Regions from separate parts of the Mus musculus genome. Here region 1 is linked to region 2. A link is a loop called in an ENCODE intact Hi-C map of the cell type or tissue named here. Cell type or tissue: heart. All regions are shown on one strand. Each heading gives the region's core, and the rest is flanking DNA. Links, peaks and the distances in the headings are about the cores only. Region 1 overlaps Clip4 (CAP-GLY domain containing linker protein family, member 4). Region 2 overlaps Wdr43 (WD repeat domain 43).

The links. A loop is a pair of places that touch in the nucleus more often than their neighbours do. Peaks named below come from ENCODE experiments on the same cell type or tissue, not always from the same donor. Only the 100,000 strongest peaks of a DNase experiment are listed, where the experiment ranks them.
Region 1: it touches region 2 in a loop (2.5-fold over the local background); 1 of 42 quality-filtered maps calls a loop at or near these places.

What each region holds. Positions count from the first base shown.
Region 1 is chr17:71,807,442-71,818,287 of GRCm38, reverse strand. It overlaps Clip4 (CAP-GLY domain containing linker protein family, member 4), which reads right to left. Exons shown (of 16, transcript NM_030179.3): 8 at 7,306-7,441. Among named protein-coding and RNA genes, the nearest start is that of Gm30140, 30 kb to the right of the region's middle. In heart, for the core only: no CTCF peak of the experiment used is centred there; no DNase peak of the experiment used is centred there; H3K27ac peaks cover 1,377 bases.
Region 2 is chr17:71,656,758-71,667,603 of GRCm38, reverse strand. It overlaps Wdr43 (WD repeat domain 43), which reads right to left. Exons shown (of 18, transcript NM_175639.1): 17 at 10,214-10,263; 18 at 8,573-10,128. The coding sequence ends at 9,943. Among named protein-coding and RNA genes, the nearest start is that of Togaram2, 11 kb to the left of the region's middle. In heart, for the core only: a CTCF peak has its summit at 4,786 (motif pointing left); DNase peaks (open chromatin) are centred at 4,643 and 4,683; H3K4me3 peaks cover 969 bases; H3K27ac peaks cover 753 bases.

The sequences.
Region 1 (10,846 bases), core at 4,510-7,009, 150 kb before region 2:
AGAAGAATGAAGACCAAAGTGGAAGGAGGAGACTTTACTCCTTCTTAGAATTAGGAACAAAACACCCATGGAAGGAGTTACAGATACAAAGTTCAGAGCTGAAACAGAAGGAAGGACCATCCAGAGACTGCCCCATCCAGGGATCCATCCCATATATAACCACCAAACCCAGACACTATTGAATATGACAGAAAGATTTTGCTGACAGGGCCCTGACATACCTCTCTCTTGTGAGGCTATGCCAGTGCCTGGCAAATACTGTGAAGTGGATGCTCACAGTCATCTATTGGATGGAACGCAGGGCCCCTAATGAAGGAGCTAGAGAAAGTACCCAAGGAGCTAAAGGGGTCTGCAACCCTATAGGAAGAACAACAATATGAACTAGTACCCCCCAGAGCTGTGTCTCTAGTTGCATATGTAGCAGAGGATGGCCTAGTCCGCCATCAGTGGAAGGAGAGGCCCTAGGTCTTGCGAAGATCATATGCCCCAGTACAGGGGAATGCCAGGACCAGAAAGTGGGAGTAGGTGGGTTGGGGAGCAGGGCAGGGTGGGGGCATAGGGGGCTTTGGGGATAGCATTTGAAATGTAAAGGAAGAAAATATCTAATAAAAAAGATGAAAAAAACTTTAAAATAAAAAAATTTAAAAATAAATAAAAAGAAAAGCACTTGGCACCATATAAATGTGCCAAGCAAATAAATGTATCCGTTACTGTGGTGCTACACAAGAAAAAAAAAAAAGATTTTATGTAACCCATCATGGCCTCAAACTAGCTATATATCCATGAATGGATTTAAACTTCTTATCCTTCTGTGTCCACTTCCTTCTGGGACTGCAGGTGTGTACCACTTCATCTACCTCATGTGGTGCTGGGGGTGAAACTCAGACCTCAGCACACTCAGCACACACTAGACTGAGGAGATGTCACTGGCCCAAAGTCCCCTTTCTTTCTGTCTGTCTGTCTGTCTTCCTTCCTTCCTTCTTTCATTCTTTCTTTCTTTCTTTCTGTCTGTTTTGGGATTTTAGAGACAGGGTTTTACTGTGTAGCCCCAGCTGTCCTAGAACTTGCTCTGTAGGCCAGGATGGCCTTGAACTCACAGAAACCTGCCTGCCTCTGTCTGCGGAGATTAAAGGTGTAGAGCACCACCGCCTTCCTTCTCCTCTTATTTTCTTTAAAGATTTTTTTTTATTTATTTATATGAGTACACAGTATCTGTCTTCAGACACACCAGAAGAGGGCATCAGATCCCATTATAGATAGTTGTGAGCCACCATGTAGTTGCTGGGAATTGAACTTAGGACCTCTGGAAAAGCAGTCAGTACTCTTAACTGCTGAGCCATTTCTCCAGCTCCTTCTCAATTTCAGGGGAAATGTAGTTTTCTTTCATAATCTCTGAAATTCTCCATAGAGAAATATATTTGTTTCAAAGGATAATCAAATATTTAATTCTAATGTCTTAAAAGAATTATATTACACACAATTCCTCATTTGCATGGATTCTGTTTGTCTTCATTTATTATTATTATTATTATTATTATTATTAATCACATTTAGGTAATCCATGAGGTAAGCTAGGGCTGGATGCATAGTCCACAGCAAGCACAGTGAGCAGTCACCCTTGCTGCCTGGCAACCCAGAATACCCACTGGCTTTCCCCAGAGGCTGACACACAACTGTGAGGTTGACTAAAAAGAAGCACACACAGTTATTCTCTTAAAAAAAAAAAAAAAAAAAAGCAATGCATTCTCAGATAAATGTGTCTCGTTTAATGTGCTTAGTCCCATTAAAACGTCAGCAATGAATAAAAATGGTATAAATTCTAAGGGAAATTTATTTCTTAAAGGAGAAAAATGGAAGCTTGTGAGAGGGGGAGAGAGGCTGACAAGCTACCACCACGTGCACCTGGCCACCACTGGGCTCTGCGGTTGCCCTGGCACAGAGCTGGGTCCATCTGTGTATTTGTCTGTGTCTGCTCATTCACTGTAACAATGGCGCTGGGCAGTCACATCAGAGAGCATGAGGCACACAAAGGAGCCCTCTCTGGCCTTTACAGTAAAAGTTAGGCAAGTTCTACATTAGATAACACAGCCTTCAAGATACTAAGGGGACAGGAGCTACAGTCTCCCGGTCCGAATCCCAAACTCCACGTGAAGTGGGATAGAAAGAATCACACGGTCACATGGAGGTGCTCATTGTACTCCCCTCCCGTGAGTCCTCTCTGAGTGCTCCACAAACACCAGCAACTAAGAAAGAAACCATTGGAGATGTAAATGAGCTAAATACCTAATAAAAAATGGAAAAAAAAAAAGAAAGAAAGAAACCGACAGGCAAAGCAAGAACACCGAATCTTTCCCTTCACAGGACAAAGTCAATAGATGTCTAGAACTGGAAAAATCAAGAATGATCCATATACATAGATCCTTTTCAAGCATAAACAGTAATATCAGGAAACGAGGCTGGGGGACTTCTAGAAAGGTTTGGGCCTCCAAAGAACCCGGGAAATGTCAGGAGAGGAGGGAGGCTTGCTTTTGAATGAGCTTCAATCTATCAAGCAGGACACATGTATTTACTTTGTTAACTATTAGAAAGCCTAAAAGTAACAGTATCCACAACTATTTACTCAATTATTAAGCGGCCACAATTTAAAGAAACAGTATTGCCAAAGCTAACAAAGTAAGCCTGAGGTGAGTCACAGTGCTTACACAGACTCAAGGCACAGAGCAGAAGCATAAGAAAGGTGGAGATGAGAGAAGAGAGAACCGCCTGAGAAGAAACTAATTTGATGTCTTCTGATCTGTCAGGGGATCTCCAACTCCCCTGCGCTCTACCTCAGGCGCCTTAGCAATGCCCTAACTCCGTAGATTACTCAGCAAGAAGGGCAGCCTTACGTTTTAAACAACCCACCACGTGACCCGGACATCATAACCTGCCTCCAAGTCCTCAGAGGGTCCAGGGGCAGCTCCCCCACTCTGCTTTATCACGCTTGCATCTCCTTGGAGCCATGAGAGTCAAGGAATCCATGAGACTCTGCTGACAATCTCACTTTTTAACATAAAGTGGTTGACACCTGCCCTGGGTGTGAAAGAGCAATTCTCAACTTCATACAGAAAAACAAAGAATCCAGGATAGCCAAAACAATTCTCAACAATGAAAGATCTTCTGGGGGAATCATTATCCCTGACCTCAAGCTGTACTACAAAGCAATAGTGATAAAGACTGCACGGTATTAGTACAGAGACAGGCAAGTAAATCAATATAATAGAATCGAAGACCCAGAAATAAACCCACACACCTATATGGACACTTGATCTTTGACAAAGAAGCTAAAAATATACAGTGGAAAAAGAGAAAGCATCTTCAATAAATGGTGCTGGTCTAACTGGCCGTATGTAGAAGAATGAAAATAAGATTCATATTTATCACCTTGCACAAAGCTCAAGTCTAAGTGGATCAAGGATCTCAATATAAAACTAGATATACACTGAACTGAGAAGAAAAAGTGGAAAAGAGCCTTGAACTCATGGCATAGAGGAAATTTCCTGAACAGAACACCAATGGCTCAGGCTCTAAGATCAACAATTGATAAAATAGGACCTCATGAAACTGAAAAGTTTCTATAAGGCCAAGGGCATCGTCAATAGGACAAATGAGCAACCCACACATTGAGAAAAAAGTCTTCACTAACCCTACATACACAGCCCTCTGATAGAGCGCTAGTATCCAAAACATATGAAGAACTCAAGAAGTTAACTTCCAAAACACCAGATAGCCCAATTTAAAAATGGGGTACAGAGCTAAACAGAGAATTCAACAACAGAAGAATCTCAAAATGACCAAGAAACGCTTAAAGAAATGTTCAAAGTCCTTAGTCATCAGGGAAATGCAAATCAAAATGACCCTGAGATTCCACCTCACACCAATCAGAATGGCTTAGATCAAAACCTCAAGTTACAGCCCATCCTGGCAAGGATGTGGAGAAAGAGGAACGCTCCTCGGTGCTGGTGGGATTGCAAAGTGGTTACTCTGGTGATCAATCTGGCGGTTCCTCAGAAATTTGGAAACAGATATACATGAAGACCCAGCTATAACACTCTTGGCCATATACCCAAGGGATACCCCACCATACCACAAGGGCACATACTCCACTATGCTCACTGCAGCCTTATTTGTCATAGCCAAAAGCCGGAAACAACCCAGATGCCTCTCAACCGAAGAATGGATACAGAAAATGTGACTCATTTACACAATGGAATATTATTCAGCTATTAAAAATAACGACATCGGGGCTGGAGAGATGGCTCAGTGGTTAAGAGCACTGACTGCTCTTCTGAAGGTCCTGAGTTCAAATCCCAGCAACCACATGGTGGCTCACAACCATCCTTAATGAGATCTGATGCTTCTTCTGTGGTGTCTGAAGTCAGCTACAGTGTATTTACGTATAATAAATAAATAAATAAATAAATAAATAAATAAATAAATAAATCTTAAAAAAAAAAAAAAATAAGGACATCATAAATTTTGCAGGCCAATGGATGGAACTAGAAAATATCATCCTGAATGAGGCAACCCAGTCACAAAAGAATAGACACGGTTTGTACTCACTAATAAGTGAATATTAGCCAAAAAGTACAAAATACCTAGGATACAACCCACAGACCGTAAGAAGTGTAACAAGCAGAAAGGCCCAAGAAAGGATGCTTCAACCCTATTTAAAAGGGGGAAGAAAATAATCACAAGAAGCAGAGGGAGGGAGGGATCTGAGTGGGAGAGGGAAGGGAAAGGGGGGGGAACAGGATCTGACATGGGGGGGTAGTGGCAGGAGAATGGATGGAAATACAGAGCTTGGGAGGAGGTAAGGAGATGCTCTCTGGAGACACAGGAGGTGAGAGACTCTCAGAACTTAATGGGGATGACTTAGCCAAAATGCTCAACTACTGAGAGAGGGAACTCGAGGTAGTGTCTGTCCACCTCAAGTAGAAAGACAAGGCCTCAAGTAGAAGGACAGAGTTACCAACCCACAGTCAAAATTTCTGACCCAGAATTGTTCCTGTCTAAAAGAACTGCAGGGACAAAAATAGAAAAGAGACTGAAGACAGGAGCCTGGCATGGCTGTCCTCTGAGAGGCCCTACCAGCAGCTGACTGAAACAGAGGAAGATACTTACAGCCAACCACTGGACTGAAGTCAGGGACCCCTATGGTTGAATTAGGAGAAGGATTGAAGAAGCTAAAGGGGAGGGCAGTTACATAGGAAGACCAGCAGTCTCAACCAACCTGGAGCTCCAACAGACTGAGCCACCAACTAGGTACATACACGGACTGGCCCGAGGCCCCCAGCACATACATATATGGCAGAGGACTGACTGCCTGGTCTGGCTTCAGTGGGAGAAGATGTGCCTAATCCTAGAGAGACTTAAGGCCCCAAGGAAGGGAGAGGCCTGGTGGGAGGGGAGCACCCTCTTGGAGGCAAGGGGGAGGAAGAGTAGGAGGAGGAACTGTGGGAGGGGGACCAGAAGGGAGGGGCAATGGCTAGAATGTAAATAAATAAAATAATTTTAAAAAATCATGGGGGGTATGGGGGACTTTTGGGATAACATTGGAAATGTAAATGAAGAAAATACCTAATTAAAAAAAATCACATTTCATACAACAAAGACTTGCACAGATTATAATAGGATATCCAGTTATTAAACAGAACAAATATATAAACTAGATACTATGAAAAGTCAGAGAAAGGAATGGTGAATGAATGTGGTCAAAATATATTAAATACTTAAAACTGTCAAAGAAAAATTACTTGACATCAAAAATATTTGAGTGATTTTATTTTCTTCTCCTATTTTATGATTTTCAAATCTGACACACTGATCCTTTATGTAAGTAAGTAAATGTATACACACACACACACAAAGACAAGTGTGACAGAAAGAAACAGAAATCCTGGCAGCTTGATAAGAGCTGGCTGATCGAGGATGTGTTCTGTGCTGACGGGGGATCAATCCCCGCCCAGGTAGTTTATATATCTATCAATGCCCCATCCTTACACAAACCCCAGGGATTCTGTCTCCATTTCATAGAGGCAAAAGAGGAACAGACCAGTGAGGATGACCCCGCCCCAGCCCTGAGGAGATGCTGGCCTGGCCCCAGCAGTCAGACCCCAAGCCTCACAGTGTCACCAGTGTGCTGTCTCCACTTCCAACTGAGCTGAGCGACGATGGAGAGAGCATCAGGGAACATGGACAACACAGTGTGTGAAGGGGAGAGGAAAACAGAGAAGGGGGGATGTAGGAAGATGGAAAGAGAGCAGATAGGAATGAATCAAAACAAACATTTGTCAGAGTGAGAAAGGACAGTCAAAGTCGCTCTCACTTGTCTTCCCAACTTCTCACACTCTTCATGGCACGCACGCACGCACGCAAGCACACACAATCAGTCCTGGTGAATACCAGGACAGATAGGCAGATTTCCTCCCCTAAAGAACAAGCCAAATCCATCACATTCCCTATCGAGCAGTCACAGCCAGGTGCCTGGGAACCCTGTTAACTGGCTCTCTAAATCCCCACAGCCTTGCTCAATCCTTGGCCCTAGAATCGGGAACCACAGATCCTAAGGTGTTCTCCTGGGTTCTCTTCCCAGTCACACCCTCATTTCTCTCCCTGGCCACCTCAGCCTCTACCATCTGTCATTCTCGTCTCTCAGTTCTATCTGGCCTCAGCTCTGGTGCAGACTTCTTTTGGTGGAACATTTCAGAAGAAACAACCCTGGTAAACCAGACTCTGTGCTTAGTTGGTACCTATTCCCAAACAGTTTGACAAGCCTTGGTGAGAAGAGAACTCAGTCTTGCAGCCCACTCACTCGTGTGCACGTGACTATGGTCGGCCTTTGGTATCGCATGCCTGTCTAGTCTGCTGCACTCAAGTGACCTGCTCCAGGCCCCTCTCTCTCTCTCTTCACCTCCACACATCCCCGTGCCTCTCTCCTTACATCAGCAAATGACCTCACTCCTCCTTTCTGAGAAAACACAACCGTCTTCCCAGCATTTATCTCCTCGGGGAGGGTGAGCCTTGCCTGGCCCAATGCCAGGCTGACCCTGGCAGAACGCTCTCAACAGCTCAGGGCCCTTCCCCCTCCAACCACCCTGTCTCTATAGCAGCAGCCTCTCTAGCATTCCCATCAGTGTAAACAAGATACCCCAGCTCCTGCAACTGAATATCCACAGCCCACATCCTCTTCTATGTGACACGAGGAGCCAGGGAAAGGCTTAGTTTAAAACTGCAAGGAAGGGTTCAGCCTGGCTTCAGCCTTACCGTATTTGGGGGCACACTTGAAGTACTGGACTCTCCCAACACTGCCGTTGTTCTTCCCTTCTGGCTCGTCCAGCTCAATGCCAGCCCACTGCCCGCTTGCAAACTCCGTTGTTCCACAAAATCTTAATGTTCCAACCTAGAGAAAATATAAATCAAACCAGGTTTTCAGTCTTACTAGTAATTCTAAATACTCTATTCTTAATAATATTGCTTTTTACGTCTTTCAAAGTAGACTTTAGAGTAAGGCTTTGTTAATACTTTTTTAAGTGGAAAAGGGGTTTGTCAGAAAGACATGGAATCCTTCCCAGGTAAAGTTCTTTCCCAACGGAACTGAAAAGAAAAGTCCACGTTGTGGTGGGACTCAGCTCACCTCTCTCAGTTGCCAGCCGATTGAGCGGACCAGAAATCAGTGAGGCTACAGAAAAGGGAAGCCAGCTGCAAATCCATTCTGATATCTACAGAGACCTCCACCCCAGACAGAAGCATACAAGTGCAGAGGAACTGGCTGAGGGGTGGCTCAGCAGTTAAGAGCACTGACTGCTCCTCCACAGGAGCCAGGCTCAGTTCCCGGCACCCACTGCAATCTGGAGCTTCAATTCCATGAAATCTGAGGTACTCCGCTGAGCCAGAAGAGTAGATCACACAAATAGCACACATACATCCATGCAAGCCCAACACCCACGCACATACAATAAAAAACAAACACAAATTCTAAATCAATTAAAAAAAAAAAGGAACAGAAATCACACAAAATATGTTCTTGAGGCAGAACAGAGTTAAAACTACAAACCACTGGAAGGGAGATACACGGTAATCTCCGAGACATGCACTTGCACCAGGTAGCAAGGATAAATAGCCCAGAGTAAAAGGGTAAAACTTAGAATTTTTTCCTAATAAGGAAAATTAATAAATAGTCTGAATGGAAATGAATGTCAGAATGTGTGGGAAACAATAAAAGTGGTGCTTAGAGAAGAATGTGAGCCTCAGACACTACCTAAAATCGAGGATCAGAATTCCCACCTCAGCAAACTAACATGAAGACCCAAAGCCTGAGAAACAGGGTCAATGCTGAATATTAAACTAAGAACGGGAGAAAAAAAAACAATGAAACCAGTAACACATTCTTTGAAGAATAAAAAGTCTCAAACCTCTAACTAGAAAACAGTTTTTTAAAGGAGAGATAAGACACAAACTGGCAACATTGTCAACAAGACCAGCACCTTCAGCCGTAAGATGAGACAATGTTGCAAACAGCTTGTCCGACTATATCATTGTATGTCATTGCAAATGCTTGAAAGAAACGAACTTTCCAAAAAAAAAAAAAAAAAAAAAAAGCTAAAGCTTGAATTTGTAATTTAAAACTGTGAGAAGAAAAAAGTCCCCAAGGGGCAGATGGCCTCAGTGGTAGATTCTACCAAAAATTTACAGGCAAAATACAAACTCTATACAAGCTCTCCTAAAATCTGAGTGAAAAGACGGCTTCCCAAGGCATTAATGTCAACATTACCTTGACATTAAACTGGCCAAGACACAGCAACTACAGCCCAATCTCCCACTTAAACACAAACAAGCATCTTCAGCACATGTAGGTCAACCAAACCCAGTAGTAAGGGGACTACTCCACGGTGACATGCAAGGTTTCCAATGAGACACAAGGCTCATGAGGGAGGGAATTACCTGGCATAACCCACAGATGGGTAGAAAAGAAGACACAGACACCTACAACCAGCTGCCACAGCCTTCCATGGTGACAGCTTTAAGGAAAGCCATAATTTGGCAGTTGAGGACCTCTTCAGCTTGACAAATAATGACATCTACACTAAATCCTCAGGGAGCAAGACAGTGAGACCTCATTTGGAGAAAGATGTGGTAAAGGCGGGGAAAGAGGATGAGGGGGAAGAGGAGACAAGACGCTTGTTTACAAAGAATCTACAAAGGAAAAGAGCTAAGAACAGGCAGTGTCCAAAGACCAACTATTTCCATATCTTAGAAGTGAACGAGAAAATAGCATTTCAGCAATAGCTCACATACACAAACCTCAAAAGCATATTAAGCCTAAACCTAGCAAATCGTATGTAATACCTAAATGGTTAAAACCACAGATGTTGATTAAATAATCCAAAGACCCATATGAATACAGACGCATACCATGCTTAAGATATAAAATCTACTCAGCCTGATCTAGACTCAATGGTGCTCAATTCAAAATCCCAGCAGAATTTTTTTATAGAAATTAACAACAACAACAAAAAAACCTCTAAAATATACATAGAAAAGGGTAAGGAATTAATATTATCAAAACAGTTTGGCAGTGGAATTGTAGTCCTGAAACCCGCTCACTGGTCATAAATGGAAGCGGTGAAGAGGGCGTTGAAGAAAGGAGAGACATCAGAATGGGGCACAACCAGTAATCCCAACAGACGTGCTCAAGGGGTGTCTGAAGAGGCCCACGAGCTCTCCAACAGAAAGGAGTCCTTTCTGGGCATGGCAGTGTAACCGGTAAGTTTTTAAAAAGGAAACTCAAGATGCAGTTGGTGCTCTTAAAACATAGCCCTAGGGGGTTGGGGTGATCAGAATCATAAGGACTAGAGTTCAACCCCCACCACCCACATTAAAAAGGTCAGGCACTCTGGTACACACCTATAACCTCAGGTCTGCAGAGGACCCCTGGGGTCTGCTGGCTTTCGGTCAGACATGGGTGTCAAGAAGTCAAGGAGAGATGAAACTGAGGAAGAAACCTGAGTCACACCCTGGCCCCCACCTGTGTACACAATGCCCAGATACATTCTCAATCTCTCTCTCTCTCTCTCTCTCTCTCTCTCTCTCTCTCTCTCTCTCTCTCTCTCTCTCTCTTACACACACACACAAAGTAACTATAAAACTAGCTGGTTGCAGTGTTCACTAGAATCTTGGCTTTTGGGAAGAGGAAAGATCTGAAATTTGAAGTCACTCTTGGCTACATAACAACAGATGCTTCTATTTGAGTATAAAATTATCCAACCCAAAAAGTGAATAAAATAACTTTTTCTTGTATTTTTGAGATTATAATGCAATTACATAATTTTTTTCATCCCCTTTCCTCCCTCCATCCCTCCCATACACTCTTCCTGGTCTCTTTCAAACTCTTTCCTTAATCGTTGGGGAAAAAATTATATATCCTAAATCTAACCTGCTCTGTCTGTCTATGTTGCTTGTATGTAAATCACCACAAGCCCTAATAACAATCCAACATTGGTCCTCATACCCACAGGTAAGTGTAGTCCTCAGCCCTCATCAAGAAAACTTCACCTCAGCACAGACAGTAGCCCTTTAAACCCCTTGAGACATAGTTACAAGACTGCTACAAAGAAGACTTGCTGTCCACCCATACATTTTAAAAGCCACCTATTAATAAATTCTTGGCGCTTTCATTCCAACCAGTAGTGAAGTGACTGATGTCCTACTCTTTTGTAAACTGGTAAATGTCACTCACTCTTCACTTAAAACACATCTCTAATTGTTTCCTTTGTGAAGCCATTTCCCCCTACCGGGGGAAGATCAA
Region 2 (10,846 bases), core at 3,727-6,226:
CCACACCATCCATCACCCTGCCAAGAGCCTTTGCAGATCAGAAAATTTGGAAATTCTGGAGTGTGGAGGAAAGGGCAGGCATGGTTCCCTAAACTCCAGGTACCTCATGCTTGCTTTGAATCATGTCCTTGGCCAGGCCTGCCCAGGGCCAGTGAGACACTCCAGTGCCCCTATTCCCCAGCCAAGTTGTATTACAATGAGAAAGCAGGCATAGAGGGTTCTACAGAGAAGGAAACAGACAACATGGCAGCCAATGCTGTTCTGCTTACTCCTCCCCTCAGAGCCTGAAGTATGCTCTGGGAACTGGGGGCAGCTAGGCTCCAAAAGGGCTGGAGGATGAAGCCACTTCCAAATCCACACAATTATGGAGCCCAGTCTGTGCAAGAAAGGTTTCTGAGGACCAGGGTTTTAAAGAGCTCTTGTAAATTGTAGCTCTCAGACGTTTCAAAGTTTTCAGGGCAACTGGCCAGAGCCTGAGTACAACCAAAAATAAATTTATTATTCTGTTCAAATACAAATATTGGACCGCTTAAGACTACAAGAAAAATCATATTCACTGGAAAATGTTCACATTTGTCTATGTTCTCTCTCTGTGTATGTCTCTGTCTCTGTCTCTATCTCTGTCTCTCTCTCTCTCTCCCTCTCTCTCTCTCTCTCAACCAGAAACAACCTCACCATGCCCCTTAAGTCACTGCCAGAAGCCAGGGAAGGAGGCCACCAAAGAGAAGTATGCTAAAGATGTCCCCTACCAATCCAGTTTTTAATGCTATAAACAACCATCAACACAAGAGTCTATTGGAGCGGTTTCAAGTCCCTCCCCAGAGTGACTGACCAACCCTTCTGAGCTCTCGGGTTCCTGGAGATGATGCTACCGGGGTTCCTTTCTGAGCTGCTGGTCCCCAGGGGATAAGGCCCTCAGCCCAGGCTCCCTTGGAAAGAGACAGTGAGTGAGGATGGCAAACACACACACACACACACACACACACACACACACACACACACACACACACACACACATATACCTTCCAGGAGAAGACAAGCCAGGACTGGCCAGAGGGAGAGCACCCCAATAGCTTTAGGCAATGGCTCGATTTGATGTGAAAGAGGAGAAAAGACTCTTGTTTCTCACTGTTCTCCTGGGTGACCGTAACCACGGGTATAAATCAATTTTTGAAACCTGTCAGGTGCCAGTTGGATATAAGAAGCATCCTTTCTTGGAACCACGGCCAGACAGGCAGAGAGAGAAACACAGCAGCCCAGAAAATGGACCCCGAGGCATGAAAACAAAATGAACCTTCTGTCTTTATAACTTACCCATCGTGAGGGACTGTGTTACAAGCAAACAGATGATGACAGCAGCCAAGTGTAGACTTTGTTATATTTATTTATTTAAGGAGAAGCCCGGGAGTGAGGGAGGAACAATGTTAGAATTAGAAAGCTAGGCATGGCTGCATACATCTGTAGAACAAGTACCTGAAAGGCTGAGTACAGGAGGATTCCTTGAGCACAGGGCAACCTAGGCAACAGAGGCCCTGTCTCAAAAAAAACAAATAACAATGACCAATAATATTTATAATAATAATAACAGCCTACACATAAAATCAAGGAAACAAACCTTTAAAATGCACAGGGCTGGGGCTGGAGAGATGGCACTGATTGCTCTTCCAGAGGTCCTGAGTTCAATTCCCAGCAACCACATGGTGGCTCACAACCATCTGTTATGGGATTCGATGCCCTCTTCTGGTGTGTCTGAAGACAGCTACAGTGTACTCACATATATATGATAAATAATTCTTTTTTAAAAAATGTACAGGATTTGGGGTGGTGCTGCAAACATGGCCTAATGGTTGAGAACACACACTGCTCCTACGGAGGATCTGAGTTTGTGGCCAGCACCACGTTAGGCTGCTCACATCCATCTGAACTCCAGCTCCAGGTGATCTGACACATCTCATCTCACAGGGTACCTGTACTCACGTGCACAGAGCCACACGCAGACACCCAATGTAAGAATAATAAAAATAAATCCTTTCTAAATGAATTCAAATGTCTTTGGGACAGGAAGAAGAATCAGTCATGGACCTCTAGTGGCTCTGTCGCCTTGGACTAGCCTGGTCTCTGTGCAGTGCTGGTTCCCAGACACGTCACAAACTGCTTGAGCTCCTTCCAGAGCCTCTGTCCATCCAGACTTCCACTTGTAGATGGAAAAAAATGGCACTCATCGAAGGTAAACAGCTTGCCCAAGGACACAGAGGGAGGGCTAGGCCTGACCGGGACACCCTAGAGCTTTCAACATGCTCAGCTCCTTCACAGGAAAAGACCAGGTCAGGCCAGGCCCAAGTGTGCTGGAGCCAGCAGAGGAAAGAGCTACCAAATTTTAATGTATACCACTTCTCCTCCTCCTCCTCCTCCTCCTCCTCTTCTTCTCTTCTTCTCTTCTTCTTCCTCCTCCTCCTCCTCCTCCTCTTCTTCTCTTCTTCTTCTCTTCTTCTCTTCTTCTTCCTCCTCCTCCTTCTTCTTCTCTTCTTCTCGTCTCTTCTTCTTCTCTTCTTCTCTTCTTCTTCTTCTTCTTCTTCTTCTTCTTCTTCTTCTTCTTCTTCTTCTTCTTCTTCTCCTCCTCCTCCTCCTCCTCCTCCTCCTCCTCTTCTCTTCTTCTTCTCTTCTTCTTCTCTTCTTCCTCCTCCTCCTCCTTCTTCTTCTCTTCTTCTCTTTTCTTTTCTTCTTCTTCTTCTCCTCCTCCTCCTCCTCTTTTCTTCTTTTCCTCCTCCTCTTCTTCCTCCTCCTCTTCTCCTTTTTCTCCTTCTCCTTCTTCTTCATAGCAGAATGTTTGTCCTTGTGTTGCTTTTCAAAAAAAATTAAAGCTCTAAATAGATTTTTCCCCGTTTTTGGGGGGAAAAAAAAAAAGGTTATCTGGTTTTGCCCATTCACTTAAACAATGGGCAAAACTTAAACTTGGCTTTTAAAAACAAGCCAGCCACTCACAAGGCAGAGGGAGGCAAATCTGTGGGTTTGAAGCCAGCCTGGTCCACAAAGCAAGTCCCAGGCCAGCCAAGGTTATATAGTGAGATGTTGCCTGAAGTAAATAAATAAATAAATAAATAAATAAATAAATAAATAAATAAGAGAGAGAGAGGAAGGAAGGAAGGAAGGAAGGAAGGAAGGAAGGAAGGAAGGAAGGAAGGAAGGAAGGAAGGAAGACAGACCGGGAGCTAAAAAGATGACTCAGCAGTTATAAGTCCTTTCTACCAGTACTTCCTGCCTCCTCCCTGCCCCCCTGCCCCCCAGGACTGGAACTCTGTTCCCATCAACCATGTTGGGCAGCTCACAATTGCCTGTAAGTCCATCTTCAGGGGAGCTGACACCCTGTTCTGGGCTCTGTGGGCACCTGCATACACATGGCAGACACACACACAGAGATGCACAGTCACATACATAAATAAGATTAAATTTTAAAAAAGACCCACAAAGCAAGTATACAGAGCCTGGTGATGCACTGTTGTAATTCCAGCACAAGGAGACAGAGGCAGGAGGATCGGGAGTGAGCTCATTTGAGAGTCTTGAGACTAGCTTGGGCTATGTAAGACTTTGCCTCAACAAGAAAAGACCTAAGTGCCTTGTGAACCTAAAAATGCAGGGCAAGTTTCTACAAATGAGTGCCTTTTTCTTATAAACATGTCTGCTTGCAGACCCAAAGACTTTAAACCCAAAAGAAATATAGTTTTGTAATGGAGGCGATTTCTCAGTCCATATTTACAAACACCTCTGAAACGCAGTGCTGTCCTGTGAAACTCATGAGGCACCATATGCAGCAGAGCTGGGTGGATTGCAGGAGGAGGGCCCTCATGTGACAGGACTGTCTGGCCCCTGGATTTATCTGCACACAGTCACAAGAGAAGTCTGGAAGAACACGTGCGATTACACTGGTTTTGCTTACTTCAGGATCAAAATTATTGGTAAGCTATTTCCACCGGTATATATAACCCTGGCTGTCCTGTGGTTTGTGGTATAGACCAAAATAACCTCGAACTTAAAGATCCACCTGCCTCTGACTTTCTTTTTTTTTAAGATTTACTTATTTATTTTATGTATATGAGTATACTAAAGCTGTACAGATGGTTGTGAACCACCATGTGGTTGCTGGGAATTGAACTCAGGACCTCTGGAAGAGTAGTCAGTGGTCTTAACTGCTGAGCCATCTCTCCAGCCCTGACTCTGACTTTCAAGTGCTGAGATTAAAAGTATGCCGGACTTATTCTTTTCACTTTTCCATATACTTGAAGTTTTCAAAAGTTTGGAGGGTGAAAAACAAAACTGCCGCTGAGTGAATGTGAGCAAGTCCATGCGGAGAAAAACTGTAGGTTGCTGCACAGCGCAAGGCGGTCCTCCTTATGGACATGAGGGGAAACACGCAGTCTCCAGCACTTAACTGTTACACAGTACAAGTCGCCTATGCTGCTTCTGCCAAGCTCCGGGTTTGCTCAGGCTGGTACACTGAGCATGTGTCCCGGCCCAGGACGTGAGAATATCAGCTTGGCCAGGTTGGGGGGGGGGGGGGGGTTAAGGGGGCGTTTCCCACTTCAGAGGAGCTGGAGAGAACTGGAAGCCGCAACCGGAAGACTCTGTGTCCTCCAAACTGGGATATATTCCAGCAAAGAAAGAGCTGGAAGCACCTCGGAGATTCCCGAAGACTGAACGGAGAACGTTGACAGGTTCGCTGGCGAGCATTCTCATGCAGCCCCACTTCCTGCCGGGGATGGTGCGCTGAGTTTCCCGGAGCAAGACTGACACCTTGTGGTTCACTTTGATTTTGACGATTTACACTTGGACCCCAAAAAGAAACCAAGACAACCCGACAGAACTAGGGAAGCCCTGGAAAAGTCCCATTGGCGCAATTCCACCATGTTCACGAAACTTGAGCAGCACACAAGAATAGACTACAAAATCCACAGCCAAGATGTCCACTGGAAGAAGGAGCCCCGGGTCCTGAGAACAGCCATGCTCTCTCTACCTCACCCATTTGGTTTCTTGCAAGCTGAAATCTCTTGGTTAACCGAGTCGAAGACCTCAATTCTAAGGAGTTTTAGTTGCAGGTTTCTAGAATGCATCTATCAAGCAACTATTTGTCCTGCCTTTCCTGTGAATATCACTCATTCATGAGGTAAGAGCTGGCAGGCTCTGGTCATCTGTTCCAAGGTAATTAACTACCCAAGTCTACGGAGGTGGAAGCAACAGGCATGATCTTTCCAAAGTTAAAAAAAAAAGGGCTGGAGAGATGGCTCAGTGGTTGAGCGTTGGCTGCTCTTCCAGACAGCTGTCTGAACCTCCAGTTTCAGATCTGACTCCCTCACATAGATATACACAAAGACAATGCAGACACAACAATGCACATAAAATAAATGATTAAAATAATAATCTTTCTTTTCTAAATAAAGAGAAATGTATTCAGTTATAATATTCCGAGAAATAAATTCTCATAAACCTATTGGCTGGCCAAAGAGCAAATCAAATTTCCATAGGACTTATGTTTAACTTGTGGTCAGGAGGGTTTGCCGTGCGAAACTTGACCTGAAATCTGTAAAGCCAAATGAGAGGCAACAAGATAGATTTATGGAAATCTCAAGTACCATAGCCTGTACCCGGAATCCTACCCATCTGCAAATGTTATCATCTTTATCAAATCTGCTGCACTTAGAGTCACCTGGGAGACACTCTGGGCGTGGCTGTGAGCATGTTTTCAAAGAGGATTAACTGAGGAGGAATATCTCTCCTTGGTTACCACCATCCCATGAGCTGAAGCCCCAAACCCAAGGAACAGGAAAAGATACAAGAAGTGAATGAACACTAGCAGTCATCTCTTCCCACTTCCCGGAAGTGAGCACGGTGTGACCAGCTGCCTCATTCCTGCTGCCGGGTTTTCTGCGCCATGATGGGCTACATACCCTCAAAACCTTAAGTCAAAACAAGCCACGTTTTCTGAAGTCAAGCATCCAATTCAGCATCCTAGAAAGATGCTGGCACAGCACCTACACTGGATCATGAGGGCCCAGGAAATGTCCTTATTTTACCAGGACACTAAAAGCAGTCTATATATCATTGATCAGGAAATGTTCCAACAGTCTGAAACTCCAGGGTGGGACAGCGTCTTAGGGTTTTACTGCTGTGAACAGACACCATGACCAATTCTTATAAGGAGAACATTTAGTTGGGGCTGGCTTACAGGTTCAGAGGTTCAGTCCATAATCATCAAGGCAGGAGCATGGTAGCATCCAGGCAGGCATGGTGCAGGAAGAGCAGAGAATTCTACATCATCATCTGAAGGCTGCTAGAAGACTGGCTTCCAGGCAGCTAAGAAGAGGGTCTCAAAGCCCAAGCCCACAGTAACACACTTCCTCCAATGAGGCCACACCTCCTAAGAGTGCCACTCCCTGGGCCAAGAATATTCAAACCATCACTGACAGGGATTTGTATTGGAGTCCCCACACCATGAACTGATCTGGACACAGTTGAACACTGCAAAGTAGTTTTGTTCCTAAGTTAGTTAGTCCTCCAAAGTACATTGCCTAAAAAAGCTAGACCACAGACAGCTATAAACAGTACGATACCATCTATGTGGAGAAAAAGAACCCAATTGCATCTCACCAGCACAATTGCATCTGTCTGTAGATCCACGGAAGAACTGCTACCTCTGCACACAGTTGGAAGAGGATTCGGGGTGGTGGGCAGCAGGGCACTGGCCTAAGCCACAGCCTCATCTTCTCTTTAGAGCAGTGGCTCTCAAACATAATGCTGCAAACCTTTAACACAATTCCTCATGTTGTAATATTATTTTTGTTGCTACTTTGTAACTGGAATTTTGCTACTGTTATGAATTATAATGGAGATATGTTTTTTTTCCAATGGCCTCAGCCAATCCCCATGAAAGGGTCATGACCAACATGTTGAGAACCACTGCTTTAATGGTATGCATTCCACATCACTTGCCTGTAAGCCTATCAGCTGAGTTTGAGCTCACAGATCTGCCCACCTGTTGTCCTCTGACTACACACGACATGAGATGCAAGTGTATGAGTGTGTGCATATACACACACATACATGCTCACACAAAGAGGAGAAAATTTTCTACCATTATACAATGGTTACTGCTGTTACAGCTTTGTCTTCCTCTAGTAATCTTGGTATTTTCCAAAGTCTCTTCAATAATGTCACACTATCAGAATATAGGTTTTTTTTTATTTTACATTTTTAAAATTATAATTTAATTACATTTCTCCCTTAAACCCACCCCGCTCTTTTTCAGATTCATGGCCTCTTTTTCTGAATGTTCTTGCAAGCATACATGTACACACACACACACACACACACACACACACACACACACACACACCTACCTCCCTGACAAACCATGGGCTCAATATTCTAACAAATGTCTGAGGTGACTAACTCCCAAACCTGTGGCAAAATACCTACCTTTTCAACCAAGAAAACTGCAGACAAAGGGCCCAGGAGCCTTTAAGGACACTAAGAATGGGGGAGGGGTTGGGGTGCAGGGGGTGGGGGCTGTGGCACAACACCCTAGTCTCTAAGGCCTCAGCCTGTAGAGATACTTATCCAACCTTGACAAGCAGATGTTGGGCTAGAGGTTGCCACCATTCATCAATATATAATCATGCGCCCAGATAATCAGCAGCAGGATGGACAGTGAGTCACGTGAATAATGTAGTGTGGCATGCTGGGAAATGGCCTTCACAGGAATCATGTTAACTTCACACACCTACTTAATTTCCAAACCTTCAGCATTAAAAACTCAAAACCCCAAACCAGAAGCCTTAACATCTACTCACATAAACGCGTCCCATATTCAGTAACTGTCTATATCTAAGGCATCCGTCACACAAGCCCAGGATTTCTGGGACTGTATTCACAATTTATGTGAACTCACCTAATATCAAAAATAACACACAAGCGGAGGGAGAATATTCTAGGTTAAGAATTACCATGAAAACCAACTATGACATGTGATCATGGACAGTGGTTGCAGGCTTCAAAGTTTCCAACAATAAAGTAGGAAGATGGAAGACAACCAGACAACCAAAGCTCATTCTCAGCTGGCCTGGCACAACGACAGACTAAGTGCAACTCTTACCACAGATAGATTAGATAAGATAGATAGATAGATAGATAGATAGATAGATAGATAGATAGATAGATAGATAGAAACAGACAGACAGACAGACAGTGTGGATCTTATCAGACATTTCTAAACCAAAAACTTCCTTTGTTGTCTCCTCATACCTAATTAGACATAAATGCTTCCTGTTTGCCTAGAACCTTGACATATAAAGTTGCAACCCAACCAGCAGAGACTAAAAAAAAAATAAAATAACCACCTGTCACTGGAGTGAGATTTAAAACAAGATGCCTATTGCTCTACTGTTGCGAACTTGATAACACAGCAAGCCTTCAAAGTATTTCCCTGTGAATTCTAGGCGTGAAACCACCTTAAAACCCTTCACACCATAGGCCTAAGCCCAAACACACACCTGTGCACTCTATATACACCACGAGACACGCGCTGGGTAAAGATGAGTATTTATTCACTTTACAAAGAGAATGGTATTAAATTGCCATAAACAGCTCCATTTATAGACAAATAACAACTGTACATCAGTCGCTCCAGCAGCTTGCCCAACATGCCCTTCCCGCTTCGGCTGGGCAGCCTGCTCTGCCCCGGTGGAAGTCCTCCCAGAGAGCATTCTTACAGTCACGGGTGGGAAAGACACGCATCTGCTTAGTCCTGCAGAAGGGAGCTCTCCGTCTGCATCCCTTGCTGAACACCAAGTTAAGTTAGTACTGGCCCACTCCTTAGAAACAAGACAAATTACTGGTAATTTGAAAAAGCTGTGTAGCACACCAAAATACTTATTTATACATACATAAAAAATCTTGAGTCAGATTTATCATTTTGAAAGATAAACAGATACCCTAGCCCTGCCAAGAGTGGGCAATGAAAAGGAACGAAAACGTTAAATTATTGAATTATAAAAATAGTTTCTTTGGAAAAAAATTCCAGTAATGTTATTATTAATATCTAAAACCAAAGAGAAAAAATAAACAATTGTTCTCTGATCCATTAGCAATTTAAATAAAAATGGAAACCTCTTCAAAAGCAGCTAGGACTGAAGGGTTACAGTCGCACGATGAGCAGGTCTCATCTGTACACTGATGAGTCTCTACACTCTGCAGACAAGAAACCCCTTAGTATGGCTGAAGCTTTGCTTCTTTAATTACCATTATTTTGTTTTGTTTAAAAAAATATCTCACATGACGCTTTAAAAAATAAGTGGTTATTTGGGGAAGCACTCCAACCACCCAACTGGATCTGAGTCAGACCAGCATTGAGTGGACACTGGGATTTTATTTCTGTAAATCACAACCATTTTCACTTTAACTTAGTTATTCCTTCATGAAAACGTGTCAAATTAGACGTGCCGGATTAAGAACAATTCATTAGTGCCGCTTGCATTTTGGACTGGATGAAAGATACCAACCTGAGATGAGAACCGACTCCTTTACAGCATTCAGTTCCTTACCCCTATGGTATGTCTGTATTCACCTAAATCAGTTTCCAACAGAACCAATCATACCAGAGTATTATATTAGAAAAATATACCATATATTGGACACTCATGTCAGTACATTGCAGAAAGTGTGTCTATTTACTGTGTAAAGTTTATTAACATTTGAATGAAACACTCTTATTTACACAGTTAAAGTCTGGGGCACTCAGGACAGGAAGGAAGTGTGGGAATTGCCTGTCAACTTGGAAGCATATGGTGGCCTCTTGTTTTCTGGCACAGGGCAAGCCTCCCTGGGAGGATGCTATAGGCAGCACTGGGCAAGGCAAGCCAGGCCTCTCGTGTGACTGGCTGGCTGCATCTGTCTTCATTCTTCTTCACTCTCGTTTTCAGGATCTAAATCCGAATCTCCATTTAATTCTTTTTCACTTGACACTTCTCTGTCCTCCTCATTCTCTTCTTTGTCTTCCATGTCCTCATCTTCCTCCTCATTGTCTTCATCAACGCCCTCATCTTTTTCACTGTCTTTGTCTTCATCTTCGTCCCAATTATCCTGGTGGAAATAGCAAAGAAAGGAATTTGTGAAGCTCCCTGACAGTGAGGATAGAAAAACAGACGGAGCAGAAGACATCACTCACATCAGAATCCTTCTCTGGAACCTCATCGTCAGACTCCTCCTCAGAAGACTCTGGAAGACAACAGCAGAACAGTGCTGAGACCAAGTGTGCACTGGTCAGTGAGTAGCTCTCTTGCTGTCTGCGCGGTTACATCAGGACACTGTGTGGCCCAGACGGTCCTGGGGCTTGCAGTCAGTCGCCCTGCTTCAGCCACCTAGGCTGAGATTACAGGTATAGGGCATACATGTTCTAAGTTCAGCTTCTAACGTTACTATGACTCTCAACCCCCTTGTTTTTTCTGAGGCAGGGTTTCTCTGTATAGCTCTGCCTGTCCTAAAATTCACTCTGTAGACCAGGCTGACTTCAAACTCAGAGATCCGCCTTCCTCTGCCTCCTTAGTGCTGGGGTTAAAGGCGTGCACCACCACCACCTGGCTTATTACTCCTGTTTTTAAAATTTATCTTTATTTTAAAATAAAACAAAATGTGCGTGCATTTGTGTAGATGCCTTAAAGAGTAGCTGCCAGCAGAAACACGAGGGTACCAGGGAGCTGAGTTTACAAGAATCTAATGGGGATGCTGGGAATGAACACACTCTTTACCCCTGAGCCATCTCTAGCCATAACATTAATATGTATATGCACAGAAACATTAT